2 separate regions of the Homo sapiens genome follow, and region 1 is linked to region 2. Evidence: chromatin contacts called from ENCODE Hi-C data. All regions are on one chromosome and are shown on one strand. Each heading gives the region's core, a stretch centred on a gene start or an enhancer-like site at or near the end of the contact. The rest is flanking DNA. Distances are from core to core; before and after follow the strand shown. Region 1 overlaps BASP1 (brain abundant membrane attached signal protein 1). Region 2 overlaps MYO10 (myosin X).

What was found. A loop is a pair of places that touch in the nucleus more often than their neighbours do. Pooled maps may share reads with other maps.
Region 1: a loop to region 2 is called in a pooled map, with 6 times the contacts of the local background. The contact joins two enhancer-like sites. A Hi-C loop is called at or near these places in 9 of 37 single-sample maps with no recorded cell type and 3 of 50 pooled maps.

The regions. Positions count from the first base shown.
Region 1 is chr5:17,276,548-17,279,740 of GRCh38, forward strand. It overlaps BASP1 (brain abundant membrane attached signal protein 1), which reads left to right. Exons shown (of 2, transcript NM_006317.5): 2 at 1-287. Among named protein-coding and RNA genes, the nearest start is that of BASP1, 61 kb to the left of the region's middle. Within about 2 kb of position 1,569, at least 2 of the 41 ENCODE cell types and tissues checked have a DNase peak (open chromatin) inside an H3K27ac peak, as active enhancers do.
Region 2 is chr5:16,783,851-16,787,146 of GRCh38, forward strand. All of the region lies in intron 4 of MYO10 (myosin X), which reads right to left. Among named protein-coding and RNA genes, the nearest start is that of MYO10, 150 kb to the right of the region's middle. Within about 2 kb of position 1,426, at least 2 of the 41 ENCODE cell types and tissues checked have a DNase peak (open chromatin) inside an H3K27ac peak, as active enhancers do.

The DNA.
Region 1 (3,193 bases), core at 319-2,818, 490 kb after region 2:
TTAGCCTACCTAGATTTCTCATGACGAGTTAATGCATGTCCGTGGTTGGGTGCACCTGTAGTTCTGTTTATTGGTCAGTGGAAATGAAAAAAAAAAAAAAAAAAAGTCTGCGTTCATTGCAGTTCCAGTTTCTCTTCCATTCTGTGTCACAGACACCAACACACCACTCATTGGAAAATGGAAAAAAAAAACAAAAAAAAAACAAAAAAATGTACAATGGATGCATTGAAATTATATGTAATTGTATAAATGGTGCAACAGTAATAAAGTTAAACAATTAAAAAGAAGTAATAAAGACTATTGGGTTTTTTGTTCTGTTTGTTTTACTTTTCTAGTCCCCTTCAATAACTACTTTATCAGAGAACAGAGCACTGTATTGGCCATTTTTCTGAATATATTTGGATAGAAGTAAAAAAATAGACCAGGGACGGTGGATCACGCCTGTAATCCCAGCACTTTTGGAGGCCGAGGCAGGTGGATGGCTTGAGCCCAAGAGTTGAGGACCAGCCTGAGTAAGATAGTGAGACCCCACCTCTATTTAAAAAAAAAAAAATGCCAACATTATTTGTTGAAAAAAATAGCTAGGGCAATGTCAGTAAACTATCTCAGAAGAAGTTAAACTGAAAACTTACTGCATCTATGCATATGCACCCTCTGAAAATGTAACTAATTAAGAAGAAGAAAGATTTTGAATAAAACACGTTAAAAGACAATAAATAGATTTGATCTTGAAGGCTGGGGAAAAAATGAATGACAGGATCTTATAGAAACCTGTGTTTGTAAATTGTGGCACCACTAATGGTTATTCTGTTCTATCCCATCCCCTATTTTTATTTTTATCATATTCATGGTAGAGCCAGGAAAGGCCACCTGAGAATTGTGCTATGAGACAGCAGTGATGCGGAAGCAAGCATGGAGCCGGCCTTTATGGTGACCGGATTTCGGTCCTGATTTTGCCACTAGTGACTTGGATGGGTTTTAAGTCACTTCCAACCTTCCCAGACCTTCCTTGCTTTACTTACAAAAGGGTGTAGCCTTTATGATCTCTGAGGCAAGGTCCCATTTAATGGTTTGGGTACATACCCGGTGACAATTTAATGTCACGATGCATAGGTATGCACAGACTGATGGGATGTCTCTTCCATGTCTTGATTCTCCAAAACTCACAGAGTAATGAATAACAATTTCATAGTTTAGAAAACTCCGACATAGGAAATGTCCTGTGGAATGTGTGAAGGCCAGTGTAATGGAATTGATTCTCAAAGGGACATTAATGACACAATGGATTCAGACGAACCTGGTTCCATTCTTACGGGTTACATTACACATGGTTAAATAAAAAAGGGAAAAAAATCTTTGAGTATTTTGGGAGTAGCCTATAGTCTGTCTCTTACCTCATTGGGAAAGAAAAAGTGGTGAAAGTGAGGATTATGTAAGTATTATACCCGTTGGGTTCAACTGGTATTTATGATCATTTTTTGGCACTTTGGGTTCTTGTTTCTATAGTGAGATAAATTTGAATTCTTAATGCTTGAAAGCACAGCATACAAGAAATCTGTAAACACAGTAACCACCAGGCAACTGTTTTACATAAGGAAAAAGAAGGGGAATGTCCAGGTAATTACCCGCGTGTCCTCGCATATACAAAATAGCTTGGGGGCCGGTGATGGTGATGGAGTGGTAAAAGATTCAGTGAACCATGGAGGACATTTATATAGTTACTGATTAAATGCCATGCATTTATTGCAGAAAAATATGCTTGGTGGAAGTAATATTTTATATATTCACTGTCTTCCCCACTTCCCCTTCTTCTAATAAAAAAAATGCTAAGCTTTTTGGTAATTAGAACAATCAAATCAGCCTCCCAGATTAGCATTTATTACTACAAATTGCCATTTTTTGAATAAATGAAACTGAGACATTTTTCTGAATTTATTTGGAGTTGCAGAGTAGGAGAATTAAAATCTGAGCTATATATATTTATTTTTCTTTTTTATAACTCCATTAGGTGTTGAAGCAACTAAAAAGTGTTAGAAATATAGTCACCAAAATGTTTAAATCAGAATTTTAACCTAGCCATGGTTCATGACATTGAATTTTACCATACTGAAGAAAAAAACTTGAGCTGTAGTTTGAAGTTGTATATGCAGCAGAAAATGTAGTACGTGTGGGAGTAATTGGCTCAGCCAGGAAGGGAACAATGTTGGGCCATGTTAATTTGGATTAACCTAGATTGTTCTTGCCTCATGAATGATTTAAAATGAAGAGAAGGGACTGCACAGCCTGTGCTGAACAGGCAAGTCAGAACCATCGGGGAACTTACCGCATATTTGCTTCACTAACTTAGGCATGTCCCTCTCCTCTATGAAGAATGAAGTGTTCCAGGGTCTAACGTTCATTTACTGGGTGCCTTTGTGCGTACTGCAAGGAGGAAACTATGAGGAATCCAGAGGAACTTGTACAGGGATGCCAGGCTTGTCCCTCCACTTTGAAGATTCTTTTCCGTAGCTGATGCCGCCTCTGCATGATGGGAATGGACTCTGGTCCCCAAGAGCTGGCATGTGCCATGCATCCCAGGATGGCCCTTCCTGGTCTCAACCCTGAGAGAAGGCCATCTTCAGTCTGTTCCTGGCAATATGGAGGCAGAGGTGGTACTGGCACTCCCGGAATGTCATTCCCCAGTCTTGGAGAATCTTCTTTCTCTCTGGAATCAAGACGTAGGTCTAGTGGACAGTAAGGACTTGGTTGTCAACTACTTGCGCTGACAAGACCTAGACATACTTTAGCTGGGTAACTTCTTTACCTAAGTTGGGTAAATCATTAGGTACCAGCATAGCCAAGAGTACTTACTGCATTGCTAACAGGAAGTTTGTTTTCGTAAAGCATCCTGGGACTTTAATTTTCCTTGAATGAAACATCATGGTATAACAAAACACAGTATCTTCACTGAAACAGGCACATACTAGTTAGTGTCCATGATCAGAGCTAACTATAGGACACCGATCTTAAGTGTTCTTTCATAGATAGGAGGCATATACATATCCAGCAAATTTCAGTCAGGTTTCATCTATGAAAAAAACTCATTTATGAAATTTCCTATTTTGGTGTTTTCCGGTTTCTTGTCTCAAGATTGATGGGATTAATCTCCATCCTTTTGATTTCTATTCTGCTATTTGGGAAGGTAACTGGAGTT
Region 2 (3,296 bases), core at 176-2,675:
ATGATCTTTCTGAGAAACTTAAAGCAGGTACACATGAATAAAAATGCAATCATTCATGAGTAATACTGAGGGGACAAGGCAATGAACCTGCGGGTACACAACCCACACTAACTCATGTTATTCCCACAATAATCCCATGAGGGAAGCATGGCTGAGTGTCCGAGTTGGACTCTTAATGCCAGCTCGGCCTGATCCAAAGTCCTGCCAAGGTCACGTGTTAGTGATAGTTAAGGACAAGTGAACAAAAAATCCAGAGGGAAGGGAGGCAAAGGACAGAAGTAAATAAGGGATGAGTTATGCCTTAAAAGACCAGCAAACATGAGTCAGGCCAAGAAAGCACAGAAACCACAGAAGCTGGGAAAGATTCTTATGGGAGAATGAGATCCAGGTCTGGTTAGGTCAGCTGGGCTGAGACGAAAGGCGGCAGAGAAGATGAGCTGAGGTTCAGCTGGATGCTTCAGAGGCAAGTGCAGGAGCTGGAGGGTGGTGATGACCTCATCAAGGCCACCTGTAGGAAACGCAGCTCTGGAGGAAAAGCTCTAGAAGGACCGAAGGGTCCCTCGGGAGACCAGCTGCTGCCGTTGTTTAGGCCCGCGGTGGCCAGGTCCCAAACACAGTTAACAAGGCTGGAGACGGAGAGGAAGATACGGACATGAGAGAGACTTGAACGGAGAAACCCCATCCATCTGGCATATGGCACCATGCTTGGTGTTGTGCAGAGAACAGAAGTAGCAAAGAGGCTGGAAACTTACAAGAAAGGTAAACTGAAGGGATAAGCAAGAGCACAGCCATACAAACGCCATCACGAGGCAGCACGCTGACAACCGCTGAATGGTGGGATGGGCAGATGAGCCCCTTTTGCGTTCTAAAGAGAAGTCCTGTGGAGTACCAAGAGCTGGGACGTTATCAAGAAAGAGGAATTTTGCTAAAAATGTGAATCAATTGCATGTAATAAAAGAGAAGAAATGACTCAGAGATGACGCCAACATGCCGGGCTGGGTGCAGGGGTCCCAGGGATCTCCACTGGTCTAGACAACCACAGTCCTTTCACCTGCTCTGCTAGCGACAGGCCTGGGCAGGGGCCAGTGTCACGATTCCACAAAGACATAATGTCGTAATGTCAAGGGTACTGTGGGCTCCTAGGGGAGGTTTGCGCGCACACACACGACACTGGGCGGAAATGTCCCTTTTGCGGCAGACAACAAAGATCTGACGATCTAAACCTGTCTTGAAATCATAAAGCAAAAGCCAAGAAAATCAGAGGCAAGCCCAGCCGGGGCGGGGGCTGAATCCACATCCCTGAAACTGCCCTGCCTCATGTAGTCTGAAATAGTAAAAGGCAGCATAAATTAGGCCACCTTTAGTTGGGGTTTCCCTTACCAGCCACCAGAATCTTCCCAGTACAGAGCTTAGCATACATTGAATAACTGGCATCTGCTCGGCCCAGTGCCTGGCACGGGGGAGGCATTCAACAACAGTGCACAGAATGACTCACAGAAACCAAGAGAGACAGTTTCAAGGAACGATTTAAATCATCTTCCATATTTAAAACATATCTATATTGACGCGACAGCTGTTGGTGGCTGAGTTATTAAAACAAAAACTAGAAGGTTAAGTTGTCTAGTGAAAATGGTGAGGCCGAAACAATGTTATGTGTTCCTCAACCTACCTCTTTATCCTCGGGCACACAGAAGCCGAAAACATTTAGACTCCCTTGCAGTAAAAACAGCAGGCAGAGGCCGGGCACTGTGGCTTGCGCCTGTAATCCCAGCACCATGGGAGGCTGAGGCGGGTGGATTACTTGAGGTCAGAAGTTTGAGACCAGCCTGGCTAACATGGTGAAACCCTGTCTCTACTCAAAATACAAAAATTAGCCGGGCGTGGTGGCGCACGTCTGTAATCCCAGCTACATGGGAGGCTGAGGCAGAAGAATCACTTGAACCTGGGAGGTGGAGGTTGCAGTGAATGGAGATCACACCACTGCATTCCAGCCTGGGCAACAGAGCCAGACTCCATCTCAAAAAAATAATTAAAAAAAACAAAAAAACAAAAAACCCGGCAGGCAGGCAGTAACAAGGGGACCAAGTGTAGCCAGTTGAACAACTGAGCCATGGGGCTATCAGCCACTTCTATGCCTGGTAGCTAAAAACCCCCTTCACAGTCCTCTGGGCTCCACCTTCCGCTTGCCACCTAAGTGTCCTCAGAGATGGTACATCTCCCAAGCAAAGAAGCCTACAGAGTAGACTCGAGTCCCTCCCCTACCCACCAGGGGCCGGAGAGGAGCAAGAAATAGACCATCCCTGTGTTACACCCCTAAGATTTGATGGCTGTCTGTCATAGCAGCCAGCCTACCTTGGCTCACCGAATATGGCAAAAATACAATTATGGAGAAGATACGATACTCTTCAAACTCTACAGCAGAGGCTTGGTCAAAGAAAGAAAACCCAGGATTCTCGTCGTCATAAAGATGCTTCAAGAGTGTATGACACATTGAGAAAAAATACGGCTGGAAATGGACCAAGTCATGGATATCAATCTCTGTCAATCTCTTATACAGGTGGAAGATCTCCTATCTGAAATGCTGGGGACGAGAAGTGTTTCTGATTTCAGATTCTGGATTTTGAGAATATCTGCATTACACCAACTGAGTAACCCTAAATCTGAAAATATGAAATCTGAAATGGTCAAGAATCTGAAACTTTTTTTTAGTGCCAACATGACATTCAATAGAAATGTTCTTTGGGGTTCTTTGGGGCAAATTTTCACATGAGGGATGCTCGACCAGTATAATGCAAAGATTCCAAAATCCAAAAACATTGGAAAAAACCTGAAAGCTGAAATATGCCTAGCCCAAAGCATTTTGGATAAGGGATACTCAAGCTGTGCAAGTAAAACTTGGAAAAACCCTCAGATTTGCACAGAGCTCTACGGTGGTGGCTCTCAACCCTGGCTGCATATTAGAATCACCTAATAGGTCCCTCGTCCAAACCTGTGGGTGTAGAACTCTGTCATTTTTATTTAAAAAAAAAAATTTTTGGCCGGGGGCAGTAGCTCACATCTGTAATCCTACCACTTTGGGAGGCCAAGACAGGGAGATCACTTAAGGTCAGGAGTTCGAGGCCAGCCTGGCGAACATGGTGAAACCCCGTCTCTACTAAAAATACAAAAATTAGCCAGGCATGGTAGCGGGTGCCTGTAGTTCCAGCTACTCAGGAGGCTGAGGCAGGAGAATCACTTGAATCCGGGAGGCGGAGGTTGCAGTGAGCAGAGATTGCATCACTGCACTCTAGCCTGGG